Regions from separate parts of the Homo sapiens genome. Here region 2 is linked to region 1. A link is a loop called in an ENCODE intact Hi-C map of the cell type or tissue named here. Cell type or tissue: CD4-positive, alpha-beta T cell. All regions are shown on one strand. Links, peaks and the distances in the headings refer to the core of each region. The heading gives the core; the rest is flanking DNA.

Region 1 (10,191 bases), core at 1,311-9,310:
TTTCTTTTCCTGTTAGTTTCCTGCAAAAGGACATCAGTGTCTTCCTCATTGGAGCAGCTGATAAGAAGGATGTTGTTGCTCAAATAGAGACAGAAAAACATATTTCCTATCACAGACCCAGGCCATCCCAAGGGCATGGAGAATTAGACCAGGTTGTGGAAATAATAGAAGAACCTGATTTTCATGCCTATTTCCCTGGTGCCATCTTCCTCCCTGAAATACTCTGCAATAATTACACCTTCCACTTAAGTAGGATTTCACACTTTTCCAAAGTAGCATCACGTTGTACGGAAGTAGAGTTGGCTGCACTGTAGCTGGCATAGCCTATTAGTTACTTTGGAGGGTTTATATGAAGAGGCAACTTTGGGTTTAACTTTAAGTTTTGGGGAACTCATACAAATAGCATAGGTTTACCCTAAGTTGGATTCCATTTGCTAGCTCCTGCCTCTCCTACAGATCTCATCTTCAAAGTTACTATTATAGGGGAGGCTTCCTGTTATCCCTCTCCCAGCCACATTGAGTTGGGTGCCCCTCTTATACACACTGCATTTCCACTTTGGATACACATATCCCGTGGGTAAACTTGCTCAGTGCCTAGCCATCCAGCAACATGTCGGCACTGTAATACCAGGGACAACAACCTTCCTGCTCATGGCTGCCTAGCATAGGGCCTGGCCCACAGTAGTTCACTAAATATTTAGTGAATGAATGAGTGAGTCAGGAATTGTCTCTAGGAGTAGCCTTGCCACCTGACACAATCACTTATTTTGGGGTAGTGCTCTGGGAGTTATAAAAAAGGCCTGTGCTAATTATCACATAATGATCACCGGTGGTTATAGTATTTAGTAGGCAAAAGCACAGTGGTGGAGTATGACTAAATAAAGGTCTCCTCCAGGTGGGGGGCTATCCCCGCACTCTGAATTTGGAACCCCACTGCCCATCTCTCTTGGACTCCTGTGGACAGGGTCATTCCTTTGGGAAATTCTTTTCGGAGTTGCCAACACTGGGGAACAGGGAGAATTAAGCTCCATTTCCCCAAACTCAATGAAGTCTTTCTGATATGAAAATTAAATTAAAGAACAAGGCCAGTGGTGGCCCTCTGTTGCTTTCCTTTCAGCCTCTGAGACAGATTTCCCCATCAAGGGTCTGCGCTGAGTCATCCCGCCTCCAGCGGAAACAAGTCAGCAGCACCCTGAGGATGGGTGATGGAGGTAAAGACTCATCCTGCTAATCTCCTCCTCCCGCGGAGGCCAAGGTTCATGGTCTTGGCCCCCTCCCTGGGAACAAAAAGGCAACCCAAGAGAAAAGACTCTTCCTTCCCACTCCTCTCTCTCTTACAAGCTCATGGTCTGTGGCTCCTCTTTCTTCTGCCAATGGAAGTTGAGGATAGAGAGAGAGGAGGAGGAAGAAGAAACCAAAGGGCACAGGACTGTACTTTGCTGGCTGGGGGGAGGTGGGACACATGGGTGGGGGGTATGAATTGGGATGAAGGATGACAAGACATGAAGAATCCTTGGAGGTTCTCCAACAGTTCTCACATACAGAACAGCTAAGGCACAGCCCAGTTGCGGAGACACCAGGGAACCCAGAAATGTAAATAGTAGGAGGTGATGACAGCAAAGAAGCAGGCAGATCTGATACACAGGCCCCTACACAGAGCTACGCCCTGTGGGAGAACCACAAACTGCCTAAGACTGGGTAGCAAAGAGAGAGAGAGTGGGCGTTCAGTGTGAGACCTTGAATCAGAGGCCCACACTCTATATCTAGCTCAGTCTCCAATTTGTGGGGAGGACCGGGGTGAAAGATGAATGTCAGAGATGTGGCTTCATCAGCTGCCTATGGGATGGGCACATGTTTAGGAGATACTTTGAAATCTCTAGATGAAAGGAAATGCCAGAAAAAGCTATCATTACTTTGAGGGCTGATCATAGAGCAGCCGGAGCATCTTTGAGCTCCTATATTGGAATCAGAGTCTACAGTATTTTCATCTTGGGCGGACCAATTCCTGAAGACCAGTTTTTTAATAGCATCAATTGAGAACAGGGTCAATTGTGAGGTCCCTTAGGAATACAACCAGAAATCTCATCACTGGAGTATAGAAATTTCCAACCAGGCTCCAGCCAGTTATCTATGCAGACTGATTCTAGCCAGGCCTAACTTGCCTAGGGTGATGATCTACAGGCTATGACCTGATGACACTTCTCCCTTTCTCTCCTCTCTTTCTCTCTTTCACGTGTGCATAAGGCAACTTAGAAACATTAATTCACCAAAGAATACTTGGAGATTCCCAAATGATCACCCCAATTGTGGCTCTTCATCTCCAAACACTTAGCCTTTTTTTTTTTTTTTAAAGGAATGTGATGTGCTTAAACCAGATCTTTTTTCTTTCTATTTGGCAGGTACATAGGCACATGACCCTAGTATTTTCCTTCTCTATTTATTCCCTTCTATACTTTACCACAAATACTTCCACTTGACTCCCTCTTCTGGTCTCTGTTCTATGAACCATCTAGATTATCATTCCAAATGAATACATTTGTGTTTGAGCCCTTAAATGCAAGAATATTTCCCTTCCTGGTCTCTCCAAAGCTAACAGGCTAACTAGACTCAGAACAGGACTTTAATCTAAGCTGGCAATAAGTGCTTACCTGTCCTGAATGACCTAAGCTGCAATCATCCTGGGTCACAATCATCAGAGGAACAGATATTATTTTTCTCCTATTGCACGAAGTGGACAAAGGTTGTCTAGATGGTGCAGAATGGATCTCGATAAAGCCAGAGCTCCTTGTGAAATAAGAAAAATCTCAAGAATGGGCATGTGACTGCTAAGCAAGCTCTGTGGGAGAGCTCAACCTATAATATTACAAGTGGCATGCGTAAGATCAACATGAACTCATCTCTCAAATCCCCAAATCTTAGGTTTCAATGTCTCTTACAAAGTTCCAGGAGAGTTAAGCTTAGGACCAATATAAAGGAAGACTACTCCAAACTGTAGGTAGTAAATGCATGGCACTCATTACCCAGGGAGGGAATACAATCAGAATACAGAAAAAAAATCAGGGCAACATTTATGAATTGCAGAGCCATATATGAGTAAAACTGGATGGATCTTGAACTACTCATTTTCAACCCTAGTCCTATGTGAAAGTCTCATGTCTCTCTCCTAGGTCCTAGTATTCCAACTCAGTAGGTTGGAGTGGGGTCTGTATATAGTTGCAAAGCTCCCCCAGGTGATTCTGATTTATAACCAGGTTTGAGGACCACTACTTGAATAACTTGAATAACCTTTAACCTGCTGGATAGGTCTGACCCAGCCTGGTCATCCTTACGGTCCTAATTGTCAAACTGCTTGGTTGATGAATGACAACTCAAACAGATACAGCTGTATACCTGCAACATAAGAACAAACTCCAGAGCAGTCATTAGACCCTGAATCTACAGATCAAATCAAGCAGTATAATAATGCTCTGGTCCCTGGCTCATTTAGAGTCTTCTCCAAGATCTCTAAGTCTTTCCCACCTTAGGGATGAATCAGCGGAGGCACTTAAAACAAGGTACTACTTTTGGAAGGAAATATTCAGATTTGCTTATAAGAATAAGATGCAGACTTCTTTTTTCTTTTCTTCTCTTTTTTTTTTTTTTTTGAGATGGAATCTCTCTTTGTTCCCCAGGCTGGAGTGCAATGGCATGATCTCGGCTCACTGCAGTCTCCACCTCCTGGGTTCAAGCGATTTTCCTGCCTCAGCCTCCTGAGTAGCTGAGATTACAGGCAGGCACCACCACGCCCAGCTAATTTTTGTACTTTTAGCAGAAATGGGGTTTCCCCATATTGACCAGGCTGGTCTCGAACTCCTGACCTCAAGTGATCCACCCACCTCAGGCTCCCATATTGCTGGGATTATAGGCATGAGCCGCCGCGCCTAGGCAGATGCAGGCTTCTTTACATATTTCTGTCACGGCTCTTTTTGCACAATGTTTAACACAGTACTAGGAATTCGTTTATTCAGTAAACATTTATTGATTAAAAATTAGTTACATACCCAATGCCAATAGTTTGTTGCTGAGGATATAAATAATTAAATAAGGCAGTGATAAAACAGACCAGATGTGATCTCTAGCTTCTTAGTTACCTAATAAGCTCTCAAAAATATTCTTTTATCATAGTGGCTGGATACAGTGTAAAACTCTACCTAAGGGTCATCCTACCCTCTTAGGAACACAACATTTAAGTTCTTTCGAAGACCGAGCTACCCTGGGGCCAAGAACAACTATAAAAAAAGTGCCTACCTTTTCTTCTCAAATGTACCTACAAGTGAAGGTTAAAAATGAACTTCTGGCTGGGCACGTTGGCTCACGCCAGTAATCCCAGCACTTTGGGAGGCCAAGGCAGGCAGATCCTGAGGTCAGGAGTTCAAGACCGGCCTGAGCAACATGGAGGAAACCCCCGTCTCTACTAAAAATACAAAATTAGCCGGGCGTGCTGGTGCATGCCTGTAATCCTAGCTACTCAGGAGGCTGAGGCAGGAGAATCGCTTGAACCCAGGAGGCAGAGGTTGCAGTGAGCCAAGATTGCGCCATTGCACTCCAGCCTGGGCAACAAGATCGAAACTCTGTCTCAAGAAAAAAAAAAAAAGAACATCTGGAGAATGAGAACTATGCTATATTCATCTTTGAATTTCCAGTACCAGGTACAGTACCTTGCACATAGTAAGTGTTCAGTGTTTTAAATTTTTTTTTTTTTTTTTTGGAGACAGAGTCCCACTCTGTCACAGGCTGGAGTGCAGTGGCGCGATCTCAGCTCACTGCAACTTCTGCCTCCCAGGTTCAAGCAATTCTCTTGCCTCAGCCTCCCGAGTAGCTGGGGCTACAGGCATCTGCCACCACACCCGGCTAATTTTTTGTATTTTAGTAGAGATGGGGTTTCACCATGTTGCCCAGGCTGGTCTCAAACTTCTGATCTCAGGCAATCCACCTGCCTCGGCCTCCCAAAGTGCTAGGATTACAGGCGTGAGCCACCGCGCCTGGCCCAGTGTTTTTAAATTTTAATTAATTAATTAATTTTGAGACAGGGTCTGGCTCTGTCACCCACGCTGGAGTGCAGTGGCCCCATCTCGGCTCACTGTAACCTCTGCCTCCTGAGCTCAAGTGATCCTCCCACCTCAGCCTCTGAGTAGCTGGGACTGCAGGCATGTGCCATCATGCCTGGCTAATTTTTGTATTTTTTTTTTTTTTTGGTAGAGATGGAGTCTCACTATGTTGCCTAGGCTGGTCTTGATCCTCCCACCTCGGCCTCCCAAAGTGAAGTAATTGCAGGCATGAGCCACCGCACCCAGCCTGTTCAGTGTTTTTGAATGAGTGAATGAATGAATGAAGCTGGAATCCCAGTTCTGCCACTAACTGTGTATCTTTGTACAAGTCACAGATTATTTGTAACCCTTTTTTCATGACTGGGATAACAACTACCTTGCTTATTTGTTGTTATGTGACTGGAGGTCATGTGTTCTAAGAATCACTGGCAGCTGGGCATGGTGGCCTGTAATCCCAACATTTTGGGAGGCTGAGATGGGAGGATCACTTGAGCCCACAAGTTTGAGACCAGCCTGGGAAACAGAGGGAGACCTCATCTCCACAAAAAAATTAAAAACTAGCTGGGTGCGGTGAGCGCGTGCCTATAGTCCCAGCTACTGGGAAGGCTGAGGAAAGAGGATCATTTTTGAGCCCAGGAAGTCAAGCCTACAGTGAGCCATGATTGCACCACTGCACTCCAACCTGGGCGACAGAGTGAGACCCTGTCTCAAAAAAAAAAGAAAGAAAATTGGCACTCTGCCTGGCATTCAGCAGGTGCTCAACAAATGGTTGTGGTGATGCTGTATGGTTGTTACTCTGAGAACGGAGAAGCAGAAGCTTCCAAGAACCAACTTGTATGGTCAAAGTGACATCTAGTGGTAAAATTTTAGAACACACACCAAAAGCACAGTCAATTGCTGGTTTGAAATTTAAATTGAGGAATGACTAGGAACTAACAGGGCACCTGATTTACATAAGTACAGTAACATTATTTAATTCTCACCAGTGATTTTTTTTTTTTTTTGAAACGGAGTCTCACTCTATCGTCCAGGCTGGAGTACAGTGGCGCGATCTTGGCTCACTGCAACCTCCGCCTCCCAGGTTCAAGCAATTCTCCTGCCTCAGCCTCCCATGTAGCTGGGACTACAGATGCTGGCCACCACGCACGGCTAATTTTTGTATTTTTAGTAGAGATGGGGGTTTCACCATGTTGATCAGGCTGGTCTCGAACTCCCGACCTTAGGTGATCCTCCTGCCTCAGCCTCCCAAAGTTCTAGGATTACAGGCGTGAGCGACCGCACCTGGCTTCACGAGTGATTTTCAATCCTGGATGCAGATTAGAATGACGTGTGAAGCTTTAAAAATCTACTGGTGTCTGGATCTCACCCTTGGAGACACCAATTTAACTTGCAGGAGGTGTGACTCAGGCTGTCACATTTTTAAACTGCGATTTTAACATGCAGCCTGGTTGGGAACCACATGCAAGAGACCCATGAGATAGTCTTCTTCTCGTTTTACAAATGATGAAAGTAAAAGTCAGAAGGATAAAGTAATTTTCACAAAGTCACACATTTATTATTAGCAGTAGGTTATTTGAACTTGCATCTACCATTTTCCCACAATACCACGTTGCTTTGCAGAGGCTTTTGGAAGTCTGATGTGCTCCACTTAGCTTCTGTCTAGGGGAGTCTCAAACTCAGAAGCGTTAGGAAATTGCATGGTGCTGTGAGCTGAAGCCCTCCAAACAACAGTTTGGTGTTGATGGGATAGTGTGGTCTAATGAAGGCACTAACTGCCTGATCCTCTCTCTGGATTCTTTTTTTTTAAGACAAGGTCTTGCTTTGTTGCCTAGGCTGGAATGCCGTGGCATGATCACAGCTCACTACAGCCTTGAACTCCTGGGCTCAGCTGGGACCAGAGGTGCATGCCACCATGCCCAGCTATCTTTGTATTTTTTGTAGAGATGGGGTTTTGCCATGTTGCTCAGGCTGGTATTTTTATGTTTTGTAGAGACGGGGGTCTCCCTATGTTGCTATGAACATTCATGTCAATTTCAATTTTTTAAAAATTATTTCAAAAGAAACTCATTGTAATTGTTTGTGTTAAAAAATGATAACTTGCCCAGGTGCAGTGGCTCATGCCTGTAATCTCAGCACTTTGGGAGGCCAAGGCGAGTGGATCACTTGAGGTCAGGAGTTTGAGACCAGCCTGACCAACATGGCAAAACCCCGTCTACACTAAAAATACAAAAATTAGCTGGGCATGGTGGTGGGTACCTGTAATCCCAGCTACTCAGGAGGCTAAGGCAGGAGAATGGCTTGAACCTGGGAGGTGGAGGTTGCAGTGAGCCAAGACTGTGCCACTGTACTCCAGCCTGGGCGACACAAGACTCTGTCTCAAAAACAAACAAACAAAAACCTTAAGCATACACATTAAAAATCTACCAAAACTTTTTAAAATTGAGTTTTGGCACTTCATTTTTAAAAATATAACTGGGGTCTCAAAAAGGAGTAACGAGGCCGGGCGCGATGGCTCACGCCTATAATCCCAGCACCATGGGAGGCCGAGGCCGGCAGATCATGAGGTCAGGAGATTGACACCATCCTGGCTAACACGTTGAAACCCCGTCTCTACTACAAAAATACAAAAAATTAGCCGAGCTTGGTGGCGGGCCCCTGTAGTCCCAGCTACTCGGGAGGCTGAGGCAGGAGAATGGCGTGAACCCGGGAGGCGGAGTTTGCAGTGAGCCGAGATCGTGCCACTGCACTCCAGCCTGGGCAACAAAGACTCCGTCTCAAAAAAAAAAAAAAAAAAAAAAAAGAGTAACCAGCTTGCTCTTGACCTCTGAAAGGCTCTGTTGCTGCCTCCAACAAGAAAAGCCCATTTTATCCAATTAGACAACAAATCCCCAAAGTCAGAAAAACCACGTGATATTTGCTGGCATATCCATGATGACTACTAATTATGTATTTGGTAAATGTTTGCTGACAATATAGCCCATCAAGAAATGATGGGAGGCCGGGCGAGGTGGCTCACGCCTGTAATCCCAGCACTTTGGGAGGCCGAGGCGGGCGGATCACGAGGTCAGGAGATCGAGACCATCCTGGCTAACACAGTGAAACCCCGTCTCTGCTAAAAACACAAAAAAATTAGCTGAGCGCGGTGGCAGGCGCCTGTAGTCCCAGCTATTCGGGAGGCTCAGGCAGGAGAATGGCGTGAACCCGGGAGGCGGAGCTTGCAGTGAGCCGACATCGCGCCACTGCACTCCAGCCTGGGCGACAGAGCCAGACTCCGGCTCAAAAAAAAAAAAAAAAAAAAAAGATGGGAAGGCTGGGTGCGGGTGGCTCATGCCTGTAATCCCAGCACTTTGGGAGGCTGAGGCAGGTGGATCACTTGAGGCCAGGAGTTTGAGACCAGCTTGGCTAACATGGTGAAACCCTGTCTTTACTAAAAAAATATTAATATTAGCCGGGTGTGGTGGCTCACACAGGTAATCCCAGCTACTCAGGAGGCTGAGGCGCGAGAATCACTTGAAAACCAGAGGTGGAGGTTGTAGTGAGCCAAGGTCATAACACTGCACTCCAGTCTGGATGAAAGAGCGAGAAACTCTGTCCCTTAAAAAAAAAGAAAACAAAGAAATGATGGGACAGGGTGAGGGTAGGGGAGAGGAAATTCTAACACAGGTGATTTCCTTCTGACCCACAACCCCCACTTTGCTGTTGGTCTGGCTGACGTGGTTCACAAGGGGGATGGTAACTTAGATGGAACGTGTAAACCAATGGAAACATGAACCTTGATTGAAAAATGAAAAATTTCTCTAGATCCTGACTAAGGCAAGGTCAGCATGTTTCTCCCACATGCTGGTCCAAACAGAAGCTTTCTTTTACGGCAGGATAGGGATCAGTCCCTTGTCTAATCAACCAGTGGAGTTAATGAGTATGGCAGAAGGAAGGGAGAGGAAAGATGACAAAAGGAGCAATGAAAAGGAAACACCTGACACATTTATCTTTGTGAGAAGTGAGAATCACCTGTAAATGCCTCAGCCAGGAAGGACAGGTAGGGCCCTTTATAAAAGGATTTGTGGAACTTCTGGAGTATTTTGTCATTATAACATTTTGTTAATAGATTAACAAGGCTGGGCGCAGTAGCTCACACCTATAATCCTAGCACTTTGGGAGGCCAAGGCAGGCGGATTCACTTGAGGTCAGGAGTTCGAAACCAGCTTGGCCATCATGGTGAAACCCCGTCTCTACTAAAATTACAAAAAATTAGCTGGGCATGTGGTATGCGCCTGTAATCCCAGCTACTCAGGAGGCTGGGGCGGAGAATCTCTTGAACCTGAGAGGCGGAGGTTGCAGTGAGCCGAGATCATGCCACCCCGACTCCAGCCTGGACAACAGAGCGAGACTCCATCTCAAAAAAAAAAAAAAAAAAAAGATTAACAAAAACATGGCTGGGCACAGTGGCTCAAGCCTGTAATCCCAGCACTTTAGGAGGGCAGATCATTTGAGCCCAGGAGTTTGGGACTGGCCTAGGCAGCATAGCGAGACCCCATCTCTACAAAAAATATAAAAATTAGCCAGGCGTTGTGGTGCATGCCTGTGGTCCCAGCTACTGAGGAGGCTGAGGTGGGAGAGTCACTTGAGCCCAGAAGGTTGAGGTTGCAGTGAGCCAAGATCTTACCACCACACTTCAGCATGGGCAACAGAGTGAGACCCCGTCTCAAAAACAACAACAACAACAACAACAAACACAAAACACAAAGAAACAAAACCGTGATAGTAAGGAGAGCAGATGCCTGCTTTTCTGTTGTGAAGAAACTTGGGAACCACTGTGGAAACAGGAGAGGGGAAAGGAGCTGTCATGGACCCTTGCTGAGCTCCTTCCTTCCCCCAGCCTTTTCTCCCATCCCTCCCCTTACCTGGAAGGTCCTCTCTCCTCCTCTCTGCCTAAATCTTGTGCCATCTCAGATCCAACACAAATTCCCATGTCTCCATGACGACTCCTGCCCCCCTTCCCTGAACTCCTACAGCACATCTGCTGTATACCACACAATTCTCACTAAATTAAGCATATTGTCTTTGAAAGGTTCTTGTGTGTCTGTCTTCTAAAACCCCTTGTAAA
Region 2 (9,478 bases), core at 1,479-9,478, 520 kb before region 1:
CGACCATCATCACCCCCCACTTCAGCTCCGTCGTTTAACGTCAGAGTCTGGACCCAGCCACACCTTGACTACTGAACTTTACACAATAACTTCTCCTTGGCTGTGTTGTATATGCAATTAAAAAGGCTCACAGTGGACCTGGGGACATCTGCTTCTTCCTGAACTGGGGCAGGACTTGGTGGCTAAACCTGCAGCCCAGTGTGCCTTTGGTCACTAGAGGGTAGGACTCCTTGCTTGCCGCCCCTGGCTTCAGTGGCACCTCCCATCAACACACCTCCATTACATCATTTGCAGGGGGTGAAAGGCCTTCTCTGGTTTGGGTTGGACCCAAGCTGGAAGCCAAGGTCAGCCGCTTAAACCCAGGGGCCAGGGAAAGGTTGGCAGAGAGCTAGAAGGACCACTGCAAACAAAGGTCCCTGACCTTTCGATGGACCACGTAAGAGCAGGGCCTGCCCGGCAAGCCCTATCCTTCCTGGAGGCTGAGGGAAAGCCAGGGAGAGTGAGAGGAGGATACAGAGGCAGGAGCATCTGGACTCGGTCATCTGCTGGTGGGACTGGAGGCCGATGCTAGAGATTGACCCTGGAGGTTGATACTGCATCCTCCTGCCCCAGGAGACCGCCACAGCAGGGCCCTTCCATGTAAGGGGTGTTGGGGACCGGGCCCACATTCTCCCATGTGGCTTTTCTCTCCATGTGTGCTTGGGGGTATGGTTTGACTGAATGAGTAGAATCGTCTCTTGTGGTTGGTTCCCCTCAGCAGCCCCTTCCCTGGGGTAAAGTGGGTGGGGACGGTGGGGGTCATTGGTGTGTGGGGTCTGGTGATGCACAGGCCACTGTTCACAAGCCTGGACATCTCGACCCTCATGCTTCCTCTCTCCTGACCCAGGCTTTACGTGTGGTAGGTCGTCTCCATCACCCAAAGTTACCGTGACTCTGGCTGGCCGGTGTGACCGCAGGGCCAGAAAGTGGCTTGGCACCTGGAGAGCAGTTTTTCAGATCTGAGTCTAGTCTCAATGATTCTTCTGGGAACATAACTTCTTCCTGAGTAAACTTACAACGTTGGTACAGTTTCACCAAAACCAACGTCCAAACTCGTGTGTGGGTCTGTATTTATTAATATATACAAAACACATAAATATGTGGAGTTTTTGCTTTGAAATAGCAATTAACCACATCATGTTTTAAAATGAGAAAAGAAAAGCTTAAAATAGCCCACATCTGGCACAGTGGTTCATGCCTGTAATCCCAGCATTTTGGGAGGCCTCAGCAGGTGGTTCACTTGAGCCCAAAAGTTTGAGACCAGCCTAGGCAACGTGGGTAAACCCCGTCTCTACAAAAAAATATAAATTAGCTGGGCATGGTGGTGTGTGCATATAGTCCCAGCTACTCGGGAGGCTATGGTGGGAGTATCACTTGATCCTGGGAAATCAAAGATGCAGTGAGCCATGATTGTGCCACCACACTCCAGCCTGGGCAACCAATCAAGACTCTGTCTCAAGAGAAAAAAATAGGGCCAGGTGTGGTGGCTCACACCTGTAATCCCAGCACTTTGGGAGGCTGAGATGGGAGGATCACTTGAGGTCAGGAGTTCGAGACCAGCCTGACCAACATTGTGAAACCACATCTCTACTAAAAATACAAAAATCAGCTGGGTGTGGTGGTGCGCACCTGTAGTCCCAGCTACTCAGGAGGCTGAGGTGGGAGAATAGCTTGAACCTGGGAGTCGGAGATTTCAGCAAGCTGAGGTGGTGCCACTGTACTTCAGCCTGGGCGACAGAGTAAGACTCCCTCTCAAAAAAATTAGCCCACATCCTGAGCGAGGCATGGTGCCTCACACCTGTAATCCCAGCACTTTGGGTGGCTGAGGCAGAAGGATCACTTGAGGCCAGAAGTTCAAGACCAGCCTGGACAACATAGCGAGACCGTATCTCTACAAAAAAATATAAAAGTAGCCAGGCACAGTGGTTCATGCCTGTAGTCCTAGCTGCTCAGGAGGCTGAGGAGAGAAGATCACTTGAGCCCAGGAGTTCAGGGTTATCATAAGCCATGATCATGCTACTGCACTCCAGCCTGGGTGACAACAGTGAGACCCCACCTCTTAAAAAAAAATAGCCTACATTTGAATGCAGTCTTTTTCTATTGCACGTTTTATTCAATGCAATTTTTTTTTCATGGTGGTAAAAAAAAAAAAAAATAGTGCCTATGTAATAGGAACTAGCATTTTTCCTATTGCGCCACAGCCTTCGTGATGGCACATGACACATTCCTCTGGGTGGATGCTAGGGCTCTCCCAAACCCACTTCTGAGTGAGGTCCTCATGCAGACCTCAGACTTTCTGGCCATGTCCCCTCACTGCCATTCTCATCCTTCCTCTTGAATTGTTAGATCAGACACGTGCTGGCTTTGCCCAGACATGGCTGCACTAAGTTGGGGAAAGTGAGGTCATCTCCACTCTCGCTCATGGAGAGGAACTCTCACCTAGTGAAAATGCACAGAGCATGGGGGCCAGGAGAGACGGGCAGGTCCCTCTTAGGCAGTCCACCAGGCGCAGCCTGGGACGTCACCCACTGCCCCCTTCCCTTCTCCAGGCAGATACCAACAGTGACCGGCTCTTCACAGTGAACGATGTTAAAGTTGGAGGCTCCAAGTATGGTATCATCAACCTGCAAAGTCTGAAGACCCCTACGCTCAAGGTGTTCATGCACGAAAACCTCTACTTCACCAACCGGAAGGTACGTTGCCCATCCCTGTAGCCTCTCTGCACACTTGACCCTGGGGGTAGTTGGCCAAATTCAGGGTAGAGGAGAGCAACTGGGGAAGAGGGCAGAGCATACTTACCTCATTTTTCCATAAGACTTGATTTTTTACTTGAGCCTAGGAGTTTCAGACCAACCTGGGCAGCATAACATGCATGGTGAAACCTTGTCTCTACAAAAAAAAAAAAAAAAAATTATTTGAGTGTGGTGGCGCGCACCTGTAGTCCCAGCTGCTTGGGGGCTCGGGGGGAGGTGAGGTGGGAAGATCACCTGAGCCCAGGAGATCAAGGCTGCAGTGAGCCATGATCGTGCCACTGCACTCCAACCTGGGTAACAGAGCGAGACCCTGTCTCAAAAAAATGGATTTATGGTTGCTGAGAACCCATAGGGAAAGAAAAGGACTCCAGGAGTTTCTTGTCTTGGAAAAGAAAGTGAAATGAGATGGTTGGGGTAGGTTGAAGCAGCGCTTGTTTAACTGGTCCTCAGGACCGTCCCTCCAGGGGTCCAGGAGTTGATCTGGAAGGGCCCACACCAGGGCACAGAGTTCCTTGGAAATGGGCGACAGTGACTGTGGCCTGCATGGGAGGGGTCCTGCCCTGTGTGTCAGAGTGATGCGTCATCCAGCCAGGCCGCAGCCAGCACTGAGGCTTAAACAAATAAGAGGAGCTTGCTGTCTAGGGAGCAACCTTTAAGTTGCAGTGGGGTGATGGCGGCATCCGTGAGAAGCTGTGACTTGCTATTCAGTTGAAGCATAAGCTGCAAGATGGATACAGGTTGAAAATGGCTTCTGGGTGAAGTGAGATACACCTTCAGAGTTCGGCTTATCTCCTGCCATTGTAGAAAATTCAGCCCTGCCCAGAGGGTATGCCAGATAGACCAGATGTCTCCCTGTGGGTCTGTTGAAGGACTCAGGCTTGAGGTTACTTCCTGTCCTGCTTAAGCCCCACCCTCAGAATGCTTGTTCCAGCCCATTTGAAGAGGAGCAGGACGTGAAGAGAGAAGTCACACGTCTGTGTCCCCACATGTTATTCCACAGGAAAGCATATTACTGTAGAATAACTTTCCATCTCGCTGTGTGCTTCCTCACCAGGTGAATTCGGTGTGCTGGGCCTCGCTGAATCACTTGGATTCCCACATTCTGTATCCTTTGGCAGAGGAAGAGGTTTGGTGGGCAGGCCACACCCTGACGTTGGACCTGGGTATCTGTGGGCTTCATGACATGGCATCTTAGTGACCAGAGGACTAGACCCTTGTGCACTTACATCTCACGCTTTAGAAAAAAAAGCAGCGTACCTGGATAGAACACAAGGATGCCCGTGGAGCACAGAGAAGCAGCTGAGGTCCCATCATGGCTGTTTCTCAAGGTGACATTGATGTCACTGTGTGGCAGACACTGTCTGGGCCTTCACATGCATGTGGTGGAGACAGAATGGGAACTCAGGCAGTCTGACTCCAAGGCCGGCTCACTCTGCCACTGTGGCGTGTGACGGGAGGCTCTGGGTTCACTACACAGACCCAGTATTCCTGCCGGAGGGCTGGTGTGGTAGCAGAGGAACAAGGCAGAAAGGAGCAGCACAGCCTTGGGGAGGAAGCCCAGCTCCTCCTGAGGCCAGGGAGGAAAACAGTGGTCAGGAGAGCAGGGTCCTCCTAGGGGAAGCTGAGGGCAAGGTCAGAGAGGGGGTTCCTTTGGCAGTGGACATGGGTCTGTGGGCTCTGGGCCTCAGGTCCCTGCTGGCAACAGCTTTTTAGAGCACTCATCACACTAGTCTCTGCCTTCCCGGAGAGCAAGCAGAGCCACTTTGCTGAGAGCACGGTAGTACAGTGTCGTGGTCCCTGGCCTCTGGGACCCTTGGGGGCTGTTGATATGGCACAAGACTTGACTCACCCAAAACCACATGTTAATGACTCTTGTCCTTGGTTCATTCTCTTATTAAATGTGTTCTGGAAACAATGTGACTACTCATTGTACCTCACACCTACTTCCTGAGTTGTGGTGAGATTAACATTAGTTAACTCCTGTGAAGGCACCTAGCAGTTTCTGGACATCATTGGTCCTCGACAAATGATAACTGAATCAGGATCTTTTTTGTAAATTTTATTTGTTTCACAGCACTGTATTTCAAAGGAGTTTTTTTGGATTTTAATTTTTTTCAGAGAAAGGGGTCTTGCCCTGTCACCCAGGCTGGAGTGCAGTGGTACAATCATAGCTCACTCCAGCCTAGAACTCCTGGGCTCAAGTGATCCTCCTGCCTTAGCCTCCCAAGTCACTGGGACTGTAGGTATGCACCACCACACCCAGCTTACATTTCAAAGGGTCATAGAGCCTAAATACATTAGCGACCTGATTATAAATTTATATAAGGCATCAAACTATGTGTGTTCTCTAAATTGCAAATTTTATGTGGCTTTCATTTGATGGGGTTCTGTAGGCCAATGGGACTGACCACATGTTACTATGATGATCTAACCAGAGGGCTAAAGAGGCCAAGCTCTGCAGAAAGCAAAAACAAGAACCTCACTCACATTTCCAGTCTTAAAACAGCATGGTATTCTCGTTTCTGTGGGCTAAGGAGAGGAAAAAAAAATCCATGTAATTGGACTTAAAGGGATGGATGGTCTGTTGTAGCTTCATCAGTGGCTCGCCCTCTGGTGGCCATTTCTGGTAGCCTTCGGGCTTTTGTGCTGAAGATTTTTTGTGCTGCTTCAGAAGTTCAGGTAACTTTTTCCCTTTAGAAAAATGGTACTTTGTTCAGACCTGCACTCTGCATTTTTCCTGCAAGAGTGGTGGGAAGTTAGATGGAATTCTTTCTACACTTATTGGGCCCTTAGTTAACCTGTGGCCTGTCAAAGGATTAAATCTTAGCCTGGCTCCGTAAGTACTCAAAGTTTGAGTATAAATAAGCTGAGATTCAGCAACAGTAACTAACATGCACATCCCACTTTCTTCACTTCCTTGCCTTCCAAACCCAGAAGCAAAATAAGTTTATTTGGTGGTGGTGTTCTCATTTACAGTTTCAGCACCTGGTATATCCTGGAGATACTTAATTTGGAGCTTACTACCCAGAGCGGTATGTCACATACACATCACATACTCAGATAGTCAAGAATGTCACCTGGCCAGGCATGGTGGCTCCCACCGGTAATCTCAGCATTTTGGGAGGCCAAAGTTGGGGGATTGCTTGAGGCCAGGAGTTTGAGACCAGCCTGGGCAATACAGAAAGACCTCTCTACAAAAAAAATAATAATAAAATTCTATTAGCTGAGCATCATGGTGCATGCCTTTAGTTCCAGGTACTCAGGAAGCTGAGGCAGGAGGATCATTTGAGCCCCAGAGTTCAAAGCTGCAGTGAGCTGTGATCACACTACTGCACTCCAGCCTGGGTGAAAGAGAGAGACCCTGTCTCTTAAAAAAGAGAAAAGTGACTGGGCACAGTGGCTCATTCCCATAATCCCAGCACTTTGGGAGGCTGAGGCAGGCGGATCACTTGAGGTCAGGAGTTCAAGACCAGCCTGGCCAACATGGTGAAACCCCATCTCTACTAAAAATACAAAAATTAGCCAGGTGTGGTGGCACGCACCCGTAATCCCAGCTATTCGGGAAGTTGAGGCAGGTGAATTGCTTGAAAACCCGGGAGACAGAGGTTGCAGTGAGCCAAGATTGCGCCACTGCACTCCAGCCTGAGCGAAAGAGCAAGACTCCATCTCAAAAAATGTATATAAAAATAAAATGTTTAAGAAGATTTTTAAAAGTTACATGATTGCTTTTCAGATATTTACATTTTCCAGTGAGGAATATGTGTGGTCATTCAGACAACACCTATCGAGTATATGCAGTTGCAAGGAGATAGAGACAGGCAGCTCCACAAGTCCTCAGTGTAGGAGGAAAGCTGCATGCAGGAGGGATTGCAGCCACCTTCCTGGAGGGAGACCCATGAGGGCAGGAAGAGGCCAGGGACCCCTAATAGGAGGAGTTGGGAGAAAGCTTGGTATGTTTGGCAGCAGTTTGATATTCATGATGTCTCTGGCTAGGGAGCAGGGCCTTTCAAGACTGAATGCTCGCTCAGGGCTGTGGGAGGTCCCAGGGGGTTGTGATTGTGGAGTCATTTTTGAAAATGATTCCTTTGGTGGCATTGTTGGGGGATAGACGGACGAGAGCAAGTCCTCAGACAGAAGCTGCTGCAAGACTAAGGGCGGTGGTGAGGGCGTGAAACGAGGTATCAGGAGTGGAGGGAAGGGCACCAAGAGGCAGGTGCAGGCTCTAGCCCGGGCATCTTGTGATAGGAGAAGGCCAGGATAGACCTCCCAGAGAGTGGTGGGTTGAGGCCAAGGAGTGTGTAGTAGAAATTGGGCTACATGGCCATAGGGCAGAACTGGAATGTTTCCATCAGATTTAGAAACCAGAGGCTCATTGAAGACTGATGAGAACATTTCTCTGGGAAGGTGAGGGTCAGGCCTGGATTTCAGTGGAGGAAAGGCAAGGGAATGAGAATAAATACAGGCTCCTCTGGAACAAAGTTTGGCTATGAGGGGAAAAGGAGAGGAACCGCGTCAGTCAAAAGACACACACGTAGGCAAGGGTATAAAGGGGCAGGTCAGAGAGGGAACTCCAACGACTATGCTCATGTGAACAGAGACACCCACATGTAGTCAGGGAAATGCAAATTTAAATAACAGTGAGGTATCACCTGGTACCCATTCAGATAAGCAGAAATTTTAAGGGCTGGTAGTGAGATATTCCATGCAATGCCATTTCTGTATGTTTTTTTTTAAACAAAAGCTGCTTTGTGTTATTTATTGACAAATATATGTAGTGGAAATACAGCATGGCTTAGAAGAACTTACACCAATTTGAGAAGAGCAGTTCTCTCTGAGTAGAGGAGAAGGGAGAATTGGACTAGGGAGGGATCAGAGAGGGCTTTTTGGGCTTTTTAATAGTATTTTATTTTTGAGACATGGTCTTACTCTGTCACCCAGGCTGGAGTGCGGTCACATGATCACAGCTCACCGCAGCCTTGACTTCCAAGGCTCAAGCAATCCTCCCACCTCAGCCTCCCAAGGAGCTGGTACTACAGGCACACACCACCACGCCCAGCTAGTTTTTGTATTTTTTGTAGAGACAAGGTTTTGCTGTGTTTCCCAGGCTGGTCTCGAACTCCTGGACTCGAGTGATCCTCCTGCCTCAGCTTCCCAAAGTGCTGGGATTACATAGGCAGGAGCCACCACACCCAGCTTTTAACTATATCTGATTTGTTTTTCCCTTTAAAAAACATCTGAAGCTGGCCAGTCACGATGGCTCACCCCTATAATCCCAGCACTTTGGGAGGCCGAGGCGGGCGGATCACGTGAGGTCGGGTGTTCGAGACGAGTCTGACCAACTTGGAGAAACCCCGTCTCTACTAAAAATACAAAATTACCCGGGCGTGGTGGCACATGCCTGTAATCCCAGCTACTCAGGAAGCCGAGGCAGGAGAATCGCTTGAACCTGGGAGGCAGAGGTTGCGGTAAGCCGAGATCGCGCCATTGCACCCCAGCCTGGGCAACAAGAGCGAAACTCCGTCTCAAAAACAAACAAACAAAAAAAAAACATCTGAAGGTAAATGTGGGCAGTGTAAACGCATGTTGAATCTGGACGGTGGGGGTTACTCTGGCCTAGGTTGTGTGCCGTATGACTTTCTGAAGGGTAAATGTCCATGCCTCCTCCCAGAGGGGAGCCTTGTGCCTAACTGTCCTTAACAGCTTTTTCCAGGCTATGCCTCATGGGACTCGCAGAGACTCCAGGCTGTGCCACCCTGCTCCCAGCATCACTGTTCGTCAATAGTCACCCAGGTACAGGGTTCTCCTCCTTTAAAGAAATCTGTCCTCTGTCTCCCGAGAGCTGTGTGGGGGTGGCTTAGAGAGAAGTATGGGGCCGCTGCAGAGGCACTGTGGGAGGATTCCCTAAGCCTGTCCCAGGGTTAGTACCAGAAGCATGTGTTTTTTTTACAGCATCTGCCCCTTTTTACCCATCTTGGGCCATTTCAGTCATTTCAGCAGCCAGAGCAGACTTAACACGCATGTAAACCAGCGTGAGCTCAGAACAGATTCGGACGCCCGTGCACATCATTCAGAAAACACCTCTGAAGGTCCAAAGCACCTCAGGTGCTATCAGGGATACTTAACAGTCTGCCTACGTTAAGGCAATTTGACTCCTCCTTCCTGACAGCATTCTGGATATTACATTTCAGTCTATCAGAAAATTAGGATCAATAAGACCAGGGTGAGAGGCCTCTTAAGAGTGTGGGCTTCAGGCAGACCTGGCACGAATCCCAGCTCTGCCCCTTGCCAACTTGAATGGAATGTTGAACCTCTCTAAAGTGGACAGGGCCTTCTCAGTCCACATCCGTGGAGAATTAGGTGAGATCATGCACATTTAGCCCAGTGCCTGGTATTTCATTGCACAGCAAGCTTATGAGGCAGGAGTGTGTCTTACCACCATTTTACAGATAAGGAAACTGAGGCAGACAGTTTCAGAATTTGTCTTACAAAAGTAATTTTTAGTGTTGGAGGTCAGGCTCACAGTACCCTTTGGGGAGGTAGTAATTGGGAAAGGGATGTGAGGGAGGCCTCTGGGGTACTGGATTGTTTTATGTCTTGTCTTGTCTTTTTTTTTTTTTTTTTTTTGAGACGGAGTTTTGCTCTTATTGCCCAGGCTGGAGTGCAATGGCACGATCTCAGCTCACCAC

What was found. Peaks named below come from ENCODE experiments on the same cell type or tissue, not always from the same donor. Only the 100,000 strongest peaks of a DNase experiment are listed, where the experiment ranks them.
Region 2: a loop joins it to region 1, with 12 times the contacts of the local background. A loop is called at or near these places in 2 of 110 quality-filtered maps.

What each region holds. Positions count from the first base shown.
Region 1 is chr14:73,466,349-73,476,539 of GRCh38, forward strand. No RefSeq gene overlaps it. Among named protein-coding and RNA genes, the nearest start is that of NUMB, 13 kb to the left of the region's middle. In CD4-positive, alpha-beta T cell, for the core only: a CTCF peak has its summit at 5,949 (motif pointing left); a DNase peak (open chromatin) is centred at 5,923.
Region 2 is chr14:72,943,296-72,952,773 of GRCh38, forward strand. DCAF4 (DDB1 and CUL4 associated factor 4) reads left to right here. Exons shown (of 14, transcript NM_015604.4): 7 at 2,589-2,732; 8 at 3,847-3,896; 9 at 8,503-8,582. Among named protein-coding and RNA genes, the nearest start is that of TRC-GCA8-1, 15 kb to the right of the region's middle. In CD4-positive, alpha-beta T cell, for the core only: CTCF peaks have their summits at 5,408 (motif pointing left) and 5,619; a DNase peak (open chromatin) is centred at 5,396.